2 separate regions of the Homo sapiens genome follow, and region 1 is linked to region 2. Evidence: chromatin loops called from intact Hi-C (ENCODE). Cell type or tissue: HepG2. All regions are shown on one strand. Each heading gives the region's core, and the rest is flanking DNA. Links, peaks and the distances in the headings are about the cores only.

Region 1 (8,604 bases), core at 1-8,000, 120 kb before region 2:
TCAGATGGCCTGTAGCTTTCACAGTGAGAAGGAACTAGAAATTACAGCAAAGTCCCTGATATGATGCAAAAGAGAGGCAACGAGACCTCTTTTCCATGACTTAACCCCTGGCCTCTTTGTCTAGGACTATCATGCAAACAAACTGGTTAACACTGAATCATGTTTTATAAAGAGCTGCATCATTTCCTTCTCTTGAGTACTGACTTTTTCTTCCAGATTCCTAAAGGATGTTTTACAACCAGTTTTCCAACTTGCCTACAGCTGATAATGGCCAAATACACAAAATTAAGGCAATGTGCTTCTTCTTCAATGCCAGGAGGCAGCTTGAGCTCTCCGAAGCAGACATAAGAGAGACCAAGTGTTACAGATCACAAAATATACACATGTGGTTGTTTCAGTGGGACAAAGAGTCATTTGGTGAGAACTGAAGGAAAGCGAAGTTCAAGAGTAAACTGTGGCCTGCCCTGTAGCAGACGCCGGGTGCACAGAAACACTTGCTGTGGTCATGCAGCCCAGGTTAACAGGAGCGTGTTTTCACGCCACCCATTTGCGGAGACTTGGCCAGGCTCCCACTCTTGGAGGCAGTGGCCTTTCACGATTAGAACCCTCCCTGAAACACATATCTAGTGACCTATCCAATGGTTACCAAGTCACTGCAGTGGCCTGCTCTGGCCTGTTCCTAAATATGGACCCAGGAAGCCCCATGGCCACATCTGAGGGCAGCCACCACACTGACTGACAATCCACTGGGCTGCTCTCTCATTAGCCAGCTCCTTGAGAGCAAGGACTGAGCTTTTTATTTCCATGTCCCTGCCATCTACTATATGGAAGGGCTCAGCAAATGTTTTCAACAAATGAAAGCTCAGGGGCGATCTCAGGGAATGATAACATCTTTTTTTTTTTTTTTTTTTGAGAAGGAGTTTCACTCTTGTCGCCCAGGCTGGAGTGCAATGGCGTGATCTCGGCTCACTGCAACCTCCGCCTCCTGGATTCAAGTGATTCTCCTGCCTCAGCCTCCCAAGTAGCTGGGATTATAGGCGCCCGCCTGGCTAATTTTTGTATTTTTAGTAGAGATGGGATTTCACCATATTGACCAGGCTGGTCTCGAACTCCTGCCCTCAGGTGATCCGCCCACCTCGGCCTCCCAAAGTGCTGGGATTATAGGCGTAAGCCACTGTGCCCGGCCAGGAATGACAACATCTTAAGCTTGTGCTTGGACAGCCTGTCCTATCCATGCCGCACCAGCCACTCCCAATTCTGGCAGAAATGCACGCCCTACCACTCTCCATCACCTGCCCTACTTCCTCACCCAGGTGCTGTCTTACTACCTGCTCTGAAATTTTTAAATGACTCATAGCTCATCTGAAAAGGTCAGGGTGCAAGCAGCGTGGACACCTCTCTCTTTTCATGTTTGGTCCTTCCCTGGCACCACAGGTGCTTCCTTTTGATTCACAGGGGTTATGATTCTGCTAAACACATGCCCCCGCCCCCGCCCCCACCCCGCCCATACACACATTCTCTCTACATTGCTTCCGAAGTCCGAGCTGCTAAAGCAGATGCAATGCACTCGGAGTGTGCCGCATGGCTTGAATTCTGTGAGCATTATTTCCACTTCTTTTCTTTATAAACATCAAATTTTGAAAAATCAATTTCAAAGTCTGAATGAAAAATATTTTCTTTTCTTTACCCTGAGTCTTTACTAATTTACTTCCAATTAGATCTAAATGAACATTTAAATGCTTATCAAAGAATACTTTTTCCACACCCAACCAGCAGGTAACACAGGTCCCCTCTAACTGGATCTGCACCAAGGACCGGGGGCTTGTGAGAAAGCAGACAGCATTGGGAGCCTGTGCTCGGGAATGTGGATAGTCATGTAACGAAACAGTTCTCAACCAGAATTAACCACACGTTTAATTCAGGAAAAGAAAGGCTACTAATTAGCAAGCAGAATTAAACACGTGACACTTAAATCCTAATGGATGGTCTTGTCTGACTTTTACTGGGCAGTTACATGCCACAGGGAGAGTTACCTGTAATTGCCAGAGAGAGCTGGATCCATTTTTCTGTTCTGGTTTTGGATGGGTTTCTCTCAATATGTCAATTTTAGACAAAGCTCCTTAATTTTGCTTAAGTAGGGCTCTTAGCTCCAATCCCTCTAATCAAAATGTATTACTGGAAGATGTGATAAGTAGAATGTGTTTGGAGGGAGGGGGGTTATTTCGAGGGGTTATTTCTCAGAGGAGTCCTTGGGAGAAGGCAGTACGGACTCCAACCCTTACCTTAACCTTCCCCATTCAAGCTGAGTGGGCTGAGACCCTCTGTACTAGGCATTGTGCACTTTTCCTCCAAGAGTTTTGGGGAAAGTTGGTCAAGAGCCAGTGATTCATCAGACATGCAGCAAAGCTGAAGCTGGTGCTACCATCTGCTAGCCCTGTGAGTTTGGGGAATGGGCCTGGTTGCCTCACTGCTGAATTCGGCCCTATGCCTGGCTCATACTAGGGGCTGTCACAACTTGATAAAAGAATGGATGGAAGGACAGACAGAAGGCTGAATGGAGGGAGATAAACATGAGAGCAACAAGAGGGCAAAGAGCTGCCATTTTGATTAGGCTCTGAAGTGCTTTCTCACATCTGGATTGTGGAATAAATGCATGATGGGTCAACAATGAGGTAAAAACAAAATGTGTAAGAACACAGACAAGCAACTCGGAATGCTAGTGCTTTTCATGGAGACATGCAAACCTTCACAAATAGGATCCAAGAATGAGATTCCAAAAGTTGTGACACCTATCACTCACTCTTTTCCCCTCGAATCTCAGGTGGTTCCAGCTCTACCCGCGGTCGAGGCCTTCGTGAGACAGGCTAAGCAAGTTAGGAGAATTGTCTAGGAATCACGAAGGGCAAACAATGACTCACTGAAACCCCCAACACTCAAACAGGGGTGCACATTGAAGTCTGAGGAAATAATGTCAAGGAAAACAAAATTAATGACCCAGTGGATAGTGACTTAAGGATTAATACCCCCAAGGTAGAAATATGAACACAGTCTAGAACAGCGGTGTGAAGAGAAATATAATATGAGTCACATATGTAATTTCAAATGCCTACAAGCCACATTTTTACAAGTAAAGCTATATGGGTGAGTATAATTTTGAAAATACACTTTATTTCACCTAACATACACAAAATGTTATTTCAACATATAATCAATATTAAAAAATAATAGCAGAGCTTGCATTCGTTTTTCCTACTAAATCTTTTAAATCCAGTATGCACTTTACACTGACAGCACATCTCACACAGCGTTTCAGGGTCCAGCACTCAACATTTCAGCGTCTCAATAGCCACACTGTGCACAGCTGTAGAGACAGGTGAATGCACGTACCAACAATGGGTATCACCAAACGAAGCAGCAGGTTTGGAGTGTACTCCCTTTGTGGGGCTTCAGTTATTTTGGCCTGCATTTATTTCCTGTGGATTCCTGCCATACAGTTTTAACAAGGTTGTCACTCACAGTACTTGTCACCTCACTCGCAGGGTGAGCACCTGACCCTGGCCTCCTAATCATAATTCAGGCTAATGCTGGAGTCCAAGAGAAGGGCCTTGTGACCAGGCAAGGCCAATTAGAATCTTTCCCTAGGACTGATGTATAAAAGCTGGGGGGAAAATGCTTTCTCTTTCCCCTGGGGTTGCTGGGGTAGAGTCTAGGTCTCTCCCTATCATAGAGATCTAGAGTCATAGTCTGTCTCAGGATGGGGTCATGAAAAGGCAAAGAAACACCCTAGTTCCATGCCCTGAGGCCCTGGTTGAGGTCTCTCTCTCTTGCTTGGATTCAGCCACCTACTCCACTTCCTTCCCAGTAGTTGCTCTCACTTCCTTAAGCCACTTAGGCTTGGGTTTCAGCCACTCCCACAACTCCGGCCCATGGCCATGTCCTCCCACTCCATGCCTAGGAGCCCGTCTCTAAGGCTACATGCCACGCCACAGAGAGGTCACCAGCCAGACTCAAAGGCAGGACTCCATCTTTTTTTTTTTTTTTTTTTTTTTTTGTTGAGGCAGGCTATGTCCAAAAGCCTGTTGTCGAGGCTGGAGTGCAGTGGTGCAATCTCTGCTCACTGCAGCCTTGACCTCCCAGGCTCAACTGATCTCCCAACCTCAGCCTCCCGAGTAACTGAGACTAGAGGCACATGTCACCACGCCCTGCTAATTTTTTGTGTTTTTTTTTTTTTTTTTGTCGTGGGCTGAAGCCATCTTCCTGCCTCGGCCTCCCAAAGTGTTGGAATTACAGAAGTGAGCCACCGTGCCCGGACCAGGACTTCATCTTTTAAGTTTCATCAATGCTGCACAGCGCTTGTTCCCTCCCTAGGTCACCACTTGGTTTTCAGATCTGCGCCCTCATACCTCCACCCAGCCAACAGATGTGTGCCAGAAGGCTGAACGGCTCCACCTGGCTGCAGATGCCCCTGGGGCTCCCCTTTGTTCTCCTCCACGTGTCCACCGTCTTACCTCACTGCCCCTGCAGCATCCTGCCTTGAGAAGCAGAAGGGTGCCATGAGTTTGCCCTTTCACTACAGGATCTAACTGGCCTCCTGGTGAACCATGTGAAAAGCCTGTTCTAAAACACTGACCTTTCAGAATCAAGTGAACACAAAAGGAGACTGTTCCAGGCCCGAGGTTACAAACATAAAGATGATCATGTCCTCTGTCCATGCATGAGATTCTCACTGGTATTCCCAGCGTGACAGCAAATATGTACTATGTTCACCCAGGAAACAGCCACTTAGGACACTGGTGAGCTACTCCTTAGGGGGTTGTGGAAATAGAGCCCAATCTGGCCTTGACTCCATCGTAGAGCACAATTTACTGAGCAAATTCTAATAAATGTAAATTGAAATTTACATATGATGCTGTTCTTTTCAGAACCAAGATTCGTTCGCTTACTGCTTATCAACTCTTCCTCCTGTTTAGGTCTAGTTCTCTCCTGTGCAAGATTGCGACAGAAGCTGAGAGGAGCCTTCTGGTGTTTGATCGATACACTCCCTTGACCACAATTTATTCACTGTAGTCACAATGGATAGTCTTATGAAATCTTAAATAGCTGCTTTGAAAGTCCACAGGGGTGTAGACAGGGCTCTTCACTCTACCTCACATGATAGAAGTTTATAAGATAAGTAATTAAAATCCAGAGTTCAAATTATTCTTGCTCCTCTTAGGAAGTTCAGCTTGCTAATTTAATACTTAATGATGTTTTAAGGGCTATGGGAAGATAATGAGTGAAATTCATATCAAGCCATTAGCGGGTTTTTTTGTCTTTTATTTATTTTATTTTATTTTTTTAAAGAAAGCACTGAACGCCCCTGCAGGAACTAGTGCTAACCTACCGAGTCTGGTGCCTGTGCAGGGGGCAGGCAGAAAGGGTCCATACTTGCGATTTTGCTCATTTTTCTCCTGTAGCTCTGAACAGTGCAGGACACCAGGGCAGGGATCAGTGCCTCCCATCTCTCTTGCAATGTAGAGGCGGTGACTCCACTGTGAGTGCATGAATCCCTTCCTGCAGTGCTCCATCACAAGTGGTCTCATTGTCTCCCTTCTTTCCACTCTAGCTAGACAAGGACAGGTTTGTGGGGCCAAATGGGGTATGCTGTGCTAGCCAGGGGTCCCTGCATTGACAGATGCAAACATCTGTAAAACAAGTCCTGTTCTTACGTGGATGGGCAGAGTTCCATGGGGGAAAATTCTTGCCTCAAAATGGCCAGACACCCATTCCTGGAGGCTTTCAAAACTTTTTTTATTTTTATTTTTATTTTTTTTGAGATGGAGTCTCGCTCTGTCACCCAGGCTGGAGCGCAGTGGTGCGATCTCAGCTCACTGCAAGCTCTGCCTCCCGGGTTCACGCCATTCTCCTGCCTCAGCCTCCCGATTAGCTGGGACTACAGGCACCCACCACCACGCCCGGCTAATTTTTTGTATTTTTTAGGAGAGACGGGGTTTCACCGTGTTAGCCAGGATGGTCTTGATCTCCTGACCTCGTGATCCGCCCGCCTTGACCTCCCAAAGTGCTGGGATTACAGGCAGGAGCCACCGTGCCCGGCCAAAAACTTTTATTTGCTAAACCCAAGGCAAGTTATCTAACCTGCTGGAACCTCACTTTTTCCTGTTCAAAATGGGAGCACAACACCAGCTGCCTGATTTGGTTATTGCAAGAACCATGTAGCTAACGTGAGACTCCCTGAACAGCCTCCTCCACCAGGGTCTACCTGTAGCAGGCAATTGCTTTCCTTTCTTTTCCTTCACTAAAGATCATTTTTGACTGTGTTCCCATCTACCATGCACCTTCCCAATAAGACTACTCACTCATTCAAAAACCCGGAAGACCCAGACAAGTAAAAAACAAAAATGTTAAATCTTCCATGGACTCATGACCCCAGACAACCACTATTAATGTTTTGTGTTTTCATTCCTGGGCATGGGACCATTTTGCATAGTTGAGATCATGCTGTAGATATAATTTGGCTTATTCTCTTTTTCACTGAACATTATATGCATTTCCGCATGTCACTCTGTAGTCTCGAGAAACAACACTTTCCATAGCTGCATGTGTTTCTGGCCAGTGGGTGCTCAGGGTTTATTTAACCACACAAAGCTTTTCAAGAGTCTTGGCTTCCAACTTTTTGCTAACATGAACAACGCTGGTTAGTAAAGCCTTTCCTTGAGTTGGGCTTACTCCCTTGGGAGGAGTCCCCGAAGCAGAATGACGGCATTCAGAGTGTGAACTTGTCAAGGACCTTGATGTATACTGCAGAAGGCTTTCCCTGTGCTCATGCCATAAGCAATGCTGCGGAAAGCCCATTGCACATCCACAGGAAGTACCTTTCAGGATTTTTGATTTTTAAAAATTGTGGTAAAAGACATATAACACAGAATTTACCATGTTAACCATTTTTAAGTGTACAGCTCAGTACTGTTCACACTGTTGTGTAAACTACGTCCAGAACTTCTCAATCTTGCAAAACTTAAACTTTATTCCTATTAAATGGTATCTCTCCATTCCTCCCTCTCTCCAGCCCCCGCAACTCCCATTCTACTTCCCGTCTTTGGATTTGACTATTCTGAGTACCTCATCTAGGTGGAATCATGCAGTGTTTGTCCTTTGGGACTGGCTTATTTCACTTAGCATAGTGTCCTCAATATTCATCCATGTGGTAGCATGGGTCAGAATGTCCTTCCTTTTTTTTTTTTTTTTTTTTTTTTTTTGAGACAGAGTTTCACTCTTGTTGCCCAGGCTAGAGTACAATGGTGCGATCTTGGCTCACTGCAACCTCCACCTCCTGGGTTCAAGTGATTCTCCTGCCTCAGCCTCCTGAGTAGCTGGGATTACAGGCACCCACCACCATGCCTGGCTAATTTTTGTATTTTTTGTAGAGACGGGGTTTCACCATGTTGGCCAGGCTGGCCTCGAATGCCTGATCTCAAGTGATCCTCCCACCTCGGCCTCCTAAAGTGCTGGGATTACAGGCATGAGCCACCGTACCTGGCCTGTCCTTCGTTTTTAAGGCTGAAGGATATTCCACTGTACCTATAAACCATATTTTATTTATCCATTCATCCAGTGACAGACACACGGGTTGCTTACACCTTTTGGTGACTGAGAATAATGTTGGTATGAACCTTGGATGTACAGCCCTGTAACATTTTTTTGGATACCTTGATACAAAATGATCTCGTCCTTTTTCTTTGCACATTATTGACTTCCATTTTCCTGTTAACCATATACCATTCCTTCCTCTTTTGTACCCTCACATGAATGAATGCCTTCTGCCAGAGAAGAGAAAGGATCCCAACCTTTGGAGGCTGAAGACTTGGCAGAAGAGTTTGACAGAGGACAGGAATCTACACTTGAAACTAAATCTGATGCAACCTATTCTTGGGCCAGAATATGAGAACTCGATTATAGTATCAGTTTTAAAATTTGTTTATTTTCCTTATACTGAAGATGTTAATTCTTTTCTGCAAATTCCTCTAAAGGTTAATGATCTTTACATTTTGATTACCTTTTATGAAGTATATGAGTTTAACTCAAATCTGTCAGTATGTTCTTTAGTGATTTCATTGAATCTTAGAAAATTCTATACACTGAATTTCACAAATTTTTTTTTCTATTTTCTCTTGCTTTTTTTTTTTTTTTTTTTTTTTTTTACAAAAAGAGTTACTGTTAGATCTATCTTGGAGTTTAAGTTGGCTATATAGGGTAAAGTGAAGATGTAAAATTTTACATTTTGTTTGTTTTTGAAAAAGTCTAACCACTTTCCCTGACCATTACAGCATAATTTCTCCCTCCCCAGTGACTCCTGATGTCTCTTTTAGCCAACATCAAATTCTTACAGACAATAGGACCTCTGTGGGACCAGAACCACGCTGTGTCCATTCCTCTCCTCCCCAACCTCTCTCCAGTTTTCCAGGATCTCTTTGTTACAGACTCTAGCCCTGAGAAACCTGCTGGCACCTGAAACCTTCCACAACCTTGCTTTAGAGCAAAGTAAAGAATGTAACAATTCAAATGTCTTCCTACAGAGAGTGAGGAAATACATTATGGCTTTTTGTA
Region 2 (9,056 bases), core at 1,057-9,056:
AGGACCTTATAATATACTTCCCTTCCCGACATCTTTTGTGTTATTATTATGTATTTAATTCCACTTATGTTATAAACCTCACAATATATTGTTATTTTTACTTTAAACAATTACCTTTTAAGGAATTTTTAAAAATTATAATAAGAAAAAAGTATTTTTATTTTTATTTTTTATAGAGATTGGATCTCCCTATGTTGCCCAGACTGGTCTTGAACCCCTGGGCTAGAGGAATCCTCCTTCCTTGGCCTCCCAAAGTGCTGGGATTACAGGCATGAGCCATGGTGTCCAGTCTAGAGTATTTTTATTTATCACATATTTAAATTTTCTGTTGCTTCTCGCTTCTTTGTGTAGATCCAAGTTCCCATCTGGTATCATTTTCCTTCACCTTGAAGGACTTTATTTACCACTTCTCATGGTGCAGGGCTGCTGATGAAGAATTAGCTTTTTTTTTTTTTTGTCTGAAAGTCTCCAATTTTTTTTTTTCATTTAGAAGATATTTACCGGGTATATAATTCTAGGGTGACTCTTTTTTGTCATCTTAAAATACTTTGTTCCAATCTCTTGTGTTCTTAATAATTTCTTACTAGGCATTTACTGTGATTCCTGTCTTTGTTTCTTTGTGTGTAGTGTCATTTTTGCCTGGTTGTCCGGAAGATAATCTTTCCAGGACTCGGTTTCAGGAATTTGATTATGACGTTCACCTGGTGTCGTGTTCTTTGTGTTTATCCTCCTGGGCTTGGTGATCTTCATGGATCTCAAGATTTATAGTTTTTGCAAAATTTGGAAAAAATTATTTCTTCTTGTATTTTCCCCTCTACATCTTCCCCTTTTTTTGGAATTCCAATTGTGAATATATTAGACTGCCTGATTTGTCTCACAAGTCACTGATATTTTGTTCATTTTTAAAGTTTTTTTTCTCTTTCTATTCTACATTTTGGATAGTTTTTTGTTTTGTCTTGTTTCTTTTTTTGCTACGTCTTCACCTTTGGGTTCACACCTCTTTTCTTCTGCAGTGTCTAATCCGCCGTTGGTCCCATCCAGGACAGGGGGAGAGACTCTGCAAAGGTACAGAGATAGGCAGCAGCCGGGGGGCTCTGGGAACTGCAGCGTCCCCTGTGATCTCACCATGCTCAGCTTCAGCTCAGCCTCAGCTCAGCGGCAGGGAAGAGAAGTTCTGTATGCTGACCTGCTGCAAGGAGTCCTTTCAGGCAACTGAGTGGAAATGCAGCCATTTCTCAACTGCAAACTCTCCCTAGAGAGTCAAATTCTCTTCCCTTTTGTAGTGCAAGGGAGTAGTCATCTTCCTATCTCTCATGAGGCAACCTCCCACTCTCGCCTAATTGGAAATATCTCCTGGTCCACACAATGCCACAGCTGGCAGTTCCCCCCGCCTCACCCCCACCCCGTTCCCTCCTTGCAACAGAGCTGCTTCTCTAACTGCTGTGAATGATGAGGAAATCTGAGCCACGTGAAAGAAGCATAGGAACCTATGCCAAGCCCTATTGTGCCACTGACCTTCGGATTTGAATGAAATTAACAATTGCCTAATGAATTGAGTTCTGATAATTTCTATCAAGGCACTTTAAAGTGATGGGCCCCAAGAATTCATCCTGGGGATGAGGTAAAGGCAGTGTCTTTTTATTCAATGTGCAAATTATTTGAAAGTCTCTTCCACGTGATTCAGTGTCCTCGATGACTCATTTATAATTTTTCTGCAAGGGAATGTTAAAGTGACGGGGCCAGTGACCTTCCAGAGAAAGTGCTTTGCTGCTCTTCTGAGACCTTTTAGCACCTATACTAAATGAATGCCAGTGCAGGAGCTTATGTGTGGAAAGACTCAATTCCATGAAGGGCCCTGTTAAAAATATGACAGTACCCAAACCCTCGTGACCCCAAACCCTCACAATCCTGTGCTTGCAGCAAAGCAACCGGGAAAGGTCAGCTCACCCTGGCTCATGTTGTTGTCAACTCTCTGAATTTAGGATTTCGAACTAAAGTTAGAAAAGTGTGCATTGCTTTGTGTAGTCAGTCTCTTTTCCAGAAAATACGTTTTGATTTTTTTTTTTTTTTGGTAGATAACATCATTTTCAGCTGACACTAGGTGAATAATTTATATTTAATAAATTCATTTAAATGGGTACTATAATGAACGAATTAACACGATGAGTGACAGAAGAGGCAAACAATGTGATTTTTGTGATCGAGCATTTAGAAAGGTTAAACTGACAATCTTGACGCTTATGGAAGTTAAATGGTCAGGTGCTGGGACACTTCGTAAGAGAACTGGCCAGGTTGGGGAGAAATTGAGAACACTTTGGAAAACGGAGACGTAGGTCCCAGACCTGCCAGTTATGGGCTAAGGAGGGTTTGTGAATCACTTAGTATTCTAAAGTTGTGGCCTCTCCCTTTGTAAAATAATTTTATCTGTTTAATAGGGTGCTTGGAAAGTTAAATGCCAAAATAAATGCCATGGTACTTTATAAACTGGAAAGCCCTGTTACTATTAAGAGGGGCCAGATTTCAAAGAAAGCAGAGGCCTTGTGGGCTGCTATTGCCCCAGAAGAGGATTTGGATGTAGAGAGACTGAAGATTGGTTGAACCTTGGAGAGGCCACGGAGAGGAGGAAGAACGCTCACTAGAAAGACGGCATGACTGAGGAAGTCGGTGGGAACAAGCCTGCTTCTCCCATGGGAATGTTTCTAATCCTTTACTGTGGCCACCCTTCTCCAAACTCTGCGGAGGGAGATTGCAGGCTGACCCTACCATGGTGCAGCATTTGGACCATGACTGTCTGGGGGCACGAAGTGCTTTGTGATTTGGTTTAAGGGTGAAATCAGTGGTTCCAAACATTGAGCGCACATTAAATCACCTTGGAACATTGCATTGCAAGAATGCCCAGTTTCCATCCCTGAGCTGCACTAATCAGACTTTCTGGGATATGACGGTTTGGGTGATGTCGTTTTCATAGATTTAAAAGTGATTCTGAAGAAAAGCAGGGTTGAGAACTGCTGTTGAGTTCTTGATGTATGGATTGAGAAATTCGTTCTGAATCGAAACACCCTGTCATCCACTAGTTAAGAAAAATTAACTCTGTTTGCTACTGGTCCCCAAATGGGGCCAGTTGGGCTCTTATGGGAGGGCCCAGCAAATCTGAAACCTTGTTAGTGTACTCCAGACTTCTGCCTCATGCCTGTGTCCTTGGAAACCTAGGCTCCTCCTCTTGCCCTGTGATCCCAGGGGTCTGGCAGGTGAAGGTTTCAGCCATGTTTCACAGTGGGACACCTGCCATGGCTCACAAAGTTGTTGACTGTACGAATTCTGTGTAGTGTCCACTCATGTCCTCCCTGCCCACACCAGCCCTGCCCAGCTGTCTACATGAATCCTGGCAGGACTGAGGGAGGCAACTGAATCCAACCATCCTCACACAGGACAAAGCTATTGTTATGACTAACAATAAGTCACTCTCTATCCGTCTTAATTGCATCAGATCTACTGTTATTTAAACATTGCGTTTATAGTCCTTCTCCTCAAGTAGAAAGTAAGATTCATGAGAGCAAAGATCTTTATTGTGTCACTCACTGCTATGTTGCCATTGCCTAGAAAGGTGCCAGGCATATAGTAGACACTTAATTTACACATGATGCATGAATGGATGATGCAATAGCACCCATTTATGGAGTATGTATTATGTGCCAGGCTCTATATCACTTCACATGTATCATCATGTTTAATTCTCACAACAAGCTTAAGAGGGAGGTGCTACTATCTGTTCTCATTTTAGAGAAGCGGAAATTGAAATTCAGACAAGTTTACACACCTGCCCAAGGTTACACAGGTAGGAAGAAGCAAAGCTAGGACTTGAACCCATGACTTTTCAACTGCAAAGACCACGATCCTAACTATTATATTATACTCATTCCTCTTGCTGGGTATGGTGCAGGGACATGTATTTAGCAAGGACTGGCTGCTTGTCTGTCAGCCAGTCACAATCTGGTTGACTCTGGCACTGAGTAGTCATGTTAGTGGCACAATCTCCAGGGAGAGTTATTGCAATCTAAGGGCTGAAAAGGAAATAGATTCCTATACCTTACTCCCCAAATCCAAGGTTCTTCAGGATATCTACTGCAATGCTAGACAAGCTTATTAACTTTTTTTTTTTTTTTTTTTGAGACAGAGTTTCACTCTTGTTGCCCAGGTTGGAGTGCAATGGCGCAATCTCGGCTCACTGCAACCTCCGCCTCCCAGGTTCAAGCGATTCTCCTGTCTCAGCCTTCCAAGTAGCTGGGATTACAGGCATGCACCACCGCGCCTGGCTAATTTTTGTATTTTTAGTAGAGATGGGGTTTCTCCATGTTGGTCTGGCTGGTCTCGAACTCCCAACCTCAGGTGATCCACCCGCCTCGGCCTCCCAAAGTGCTGGGATTACAGGCGTGAGCCACCGTGCCCAGCCAACTTTTTTTTTTTTTCGGAAGTTTACCCTAGCAGCATATTGAAAGGGCCAAGGTGAGATCAAAGTATGTCTCTCTTGGGTAGTGAGACCCTGAATGACTTTTATTTTACCCTTTATATTTTTCTGCAATGCATATGTATATTCATTATAACAAAGATCCCCAAGTGCATTAGCCTACGTGAGTTCAAAGATTATTTTTGCCTCAGGTAAACAGTCCAGGGCAGAAAGGTGAGCTCTGCTTCATAAGGTCATCAAGGTTTCCAACTGGCCCAGCATGTCTGCCTTCAACATGTGGCTGTTCTTTGGGTTAAGGCTCCTGCTCCAGTTGTTCTCAACTTCGTGGTTGAAAGTAGCTCGCCAGCACCACCTCCAGGAGAGGGGCTGGAGGATTAGGAGAATCTCAACAGCTTCATCTTTAAGTAATTACTTATATCCCACTGCCCAAAACCTAGTTACATGGTTACAACTAGCTGCAGGGTTGAGGTTCATGTTTTTGTGTGTATAAATGCCAACACAATTTGTTGAAAACACTATCATTTCTTCATTGAATTTCCTTTGCACATTTGACAAACAAGATTGATTTGTGTCTATTTCTGTACTTTCTATTCTGTTCTGTTGATCTATGTGTCTCTCCCTCTGCCAATACCACACTGTCTTGATTCTTATAAGTCTTAAAATTAGATAGTGGGATTCTTCCAAAGCCAATTTTCTTTTGGCTATGCTAGTTTCATTGCCTTTTATATGAATTTCAAAATCAGCTTGTCAAATATCTGCAAAAAATTCTGCTAGAGTTTTGATTGACATTACATCAAAAGCATAGATTGATTTGGGTAAAATTGTCCTTTTTCTTGTTGAGTCTGCCAATCCATGAACATAGTATGTTTCTCCATATATTGAGGTCTTCTTTGAGTTATTTCATCAGCATTTTAGTGTTTTCAGCACATAGATTCTATGTATGTTTTGTTAAAATTATTTATACGTATCTCTTTTTGGGGGGGAGCTCTTATCATTTTTTGTTTGTTTCTGATTGTTTATTACTATCTTTATAAATATACATGATTTTTTGTATTGACCTTATATTCTAGAATGTGTTTAAACTCAGTATTATGTTTTCCCCAAAAATTTACATATTGAAGCCAGTTAACTGTATTTGGAGATAGGGGTTTTAAGGATGTAATTAAGGTTAAATGAGGTCATAATGGTGGGTCTCCAATCCAATAGGACTAGTGTCCTTATAAGAAGAGGAGAAGATACCAGGAATGCAAGTGTAGAGAAAACATCATGTAAGCAAGAAGGCAGTGATCTGCAAGCAAAGGAGAGAGGACTCACCAGAAATCAACTTGCTAGCACCTTGCTCTTGGACTTCTAGCTTATAGAAGTGTGAGAAAATAAATTTCTTCGGTTTAAGCCCCTCAGTCTGCAGTATTGTGTTATGTAGCGCTAGTGGACTAATACACTCACTGATTCCTTAAAGGAGCTTTTGGTAGACTTCTTGGGTTTTCTATATAGACAATTGTGTAAACTGCAAATAGGGAAAGTTTTATGTCTTCCTTCCAATCTGTATGTATTTTATTTATTTTTCATGCGTTATTGCAGAGTCTAGAAGTTCTAGTGTTATGACGTATACTGTGGTGATAGTGGACATCCTTCCCTGGCTTTGTTCCTGACCTTAGGGGCAAAGTATTCAGTTTTTCCCCATTAAGTATGATATTAGATGCAGGTTTTTGTTGATGCTCTTTATCAGGTTGAAGTGATTCCCTCTATTCCTAACTTGCAGATAATTTTTATCATGAGGTAGTGTTGTAGTTTGTCAAATATTTTTTCTGTGTCAATTTACATTATCATATGATATTTCTCCTTAGCTTATTGACACAGTGGATAACTTTGAATGATTTTTTGAATGATGAAGCAATCTTGCGTAACTAGAATAAATCTTACTTGGTTGTGGTGTATAAGTTCTTTTATATATTGCTGGATTCCATTTGTTAATATTTTGTTGAATATTTTGACATTTAGATTCATGAGAAACAGCCTGGGCAACATGACAAAACCTCATCTCTACCAAAAAGACAAAAATTAGCCAGGGGTGGTGCATGCCTACAGTCCCAGCTACTTGGGAGGCTAAGGTGGGAGGATCACCTGAGCCTGGGAGGTGGAGGCTGCAGTGAGCTGTGATCATGCCACTACATTCCAGGCTGGGTGACAGAGCGAGGCCTTGTCAAATAAATAAATAATAAATAAGTAAATAAATTGATGAGAGATATTAGTTTGTAGATTTAATTTTTATACTGTCTTTGTCTGGTTTTGATATCAGGGTAAAAATGGGCTCATAAAATTAGGCGGGATATATTCCCTCCTCTTTTCTGGAAGAGATTGTGCATATTTAGTGTTATTTCTTATATGTGTGGTAGAAGTTGCCAGTGAAACCATCTTGGCTTGGAGATTTCGTTTGTAAAATTTTTAAACTATAAATTAGTACTATTCAGGTTATCTGTCTCATTTTGAGTGAGTTTGGGTAGTTCGTGGTTTTTAAGGAATTGATCCATTCCATCTAAGTTGTTGAACTTATGTATGTGGAGTTATTCACAGTATTTCTTTATTGTCATTTCAGTGGCTGTGGGATCTATGGTTAGTTTTATTTTTTAAATATTTCTTGTTACATTTCACAAGAAAGCATGCTGCATTGGTTTTTATAAGAAAGTCTGTTCTAGACACTTCTCAAAAGAAGACATTCATGCAGCCAACCAACATATGAAAAAAAGCTCATCACTGATCATTAGAGAAATGCAAATCAAAACCACAATGAGATACCATTTCACACCAGTCAGAATGGGAATTATTAAAAAGTCAAGAAAAAACAGATGCTGGCGAGGCTGTGGAGAAACAGGAATGCTTTTACATTATTGGTGGGAATGTAAATTAGTTCAACCATTGTGGAAGACGGTGTGGTGATTCCTCAAGGATCTAGAACAGAAATATCATTTGACCCAGCAATCACATTACTAGGTATATACCCAAAGGAATATAAATCATTCTATTATAAAAATACATGCATGTGTATGTTCGTTGCAGCACTAGTCACAATAACAAAGACATAGAATTAACCCAAATGCTCATCAATGATAGACTGGATAAAGAAAATGTGGTACATATACACCACGGAATACTGTGCAACCATAAAAAGGAATGAGATCATGTCCTTTGCAGGGATATGAATGGAGCTGGAAGCCATCGTGCTCAGCAAACTCACACAGGAACAGAAAACTAAACACTGCATGTTCTCACTTATAAGTGGGAGGTGAACAATGAGAACACAGGTACACACTGGGGGGAACAACACACACTGGATCCTGTTGGGGGAGGGAGAGCATCAAGAAAGATAGCTAATGCATGCTGGACTTAATCCCTAGGTGATGGGTGATAGGTGCAGCAAACAACAATGGCACATGTTTACCTGTGTAACAAACCTGCACATCCTGCACATGTATCCTAGAACTTAGAGTAAAAAAAGAAAGTCTGTTCTTAATTTGCACTAAATATTCTTTAAAATTTATAATTTTTGATTTTTTAAAATGAAAGCCTTTTGTATTCAATCAAGAAAATCTTGACTAATCAGAACCACACAAATTAACCCCTAAGTTAATCGATATTTTGGCTGCCTTCAGATCCAGTTAATGAGAAATAAGCAGGGTGTATTGAGAGGGAGTGGCAGTCCTTTCTGCCAGCCACAGCCTGCCTTCATGGTTCTGGGCTGACTCCGGGGCAGTGAGAGCCTTCAGCATCCAGACAGCCTTACTTGGGTTCATTAGCATGAAAGTACAAGGAATCTACCTGTAGAGAGAGAAAAACAGAAATATTCTTCTTCCTTCTCATTCTTTATCCCTTCCTCCTCTCTTGTCATTCCATGTTCTTGAAGGGATGGAAAACATATTCTCAGGACTAAGCTGGGAGCCAGCAACTAATAAAATACATCAATTTAAGCTTAAGTATGAGACCCCCAGGCCAGCAGTTTTTAAGATGTTCTCCCCCACATTCCCATTTTTTGAAATATTTCCACTTAACCTGTGTCTGAGTAAATTTAGACCAGTGTTTCTCAGATAAGGTTTCCAGGATCACCTGCATCATTCCTCCTGAGGTGCTTGTTATCATGCAGATTCCAGGGTCTTATCCTGGTCTTTATTGAATTAGATTGTCTGGGGCCATGAATCTGCATTTTAACAAGTGCTTCCAGGTGACTGCTGGTTTGAATGCTTTATTTTGACCTAATCATTCGTGTTTATATTATTCCACTCACTGAGATGATGAAACTCCAGTTCTAGTTCTAATAGAGCAGTGAACAATTGTCCACGCATAAGCCACCTTTTTAATTGTATTTTTATTTTACTTTAAGTTCTGGGATACATGTGCAGAATGTGCAGGTTTGTTACATAGGTATACATGTGCCATGGTGGTTTGCTGTACCTATCAACCTGTCATCTGAATTTTAAGCCCCACATGCATTAGCTATTTGTCCTGATGCTCTCCTTCCTCTCACTCCACATCCCCTGACAGGCTCCAGTGTGTGTTGTCCCCCTCCCTGTGTGCATGTGTTCTCACTGTTCAATTC

Evidence for each region. Peaks named below come from ENCODE experiments on the same cell type or tissue, not always from the same donor. Only the 100,000 strongest peaks of a DNase experiment are listed, where the experiment ranks them.
Region 1: it touches region 2 in a loop (12-fold over the local background); 2 of 110 quality-filtered maps call a loop at or near these places.

Annotation. Positions count from the first base shown.
Region 1 is chr2:100,849,606-100,858,209 of GRCh38, reverse strand. The region is part of intron 1 of NPAS2 (neuronal PAS domain protein 2); the gene reads right to left. Among named protein-coding and RNA genes, the nearest start is that of NPAS2, 34 kb to the right of the region's middle. In HepG2, for the core only: a CTCF peak has its summit at 4,441; DNase peaks (open chromatin) are centred at 4,602 and 5,009.
Region 2 is chr2:100,726,223-100,735,278 of GRCh38, reverse strand. It overlaps LOC105375310 (a long non-coding RNA gene), which reads left to right and starts at 1,421. Exons shown (of 3, transcript XR_001739612.2): 1 at 1,421-3,835. RefSeq lists a silencer at 4,638-4,932. In HepG2, for the core only: a CTCF peak has its summit at 4,808 (motif pointing left); DNase peaks (open chromatin) are centred at 1,181, 1,318, 1,728 and 4,788.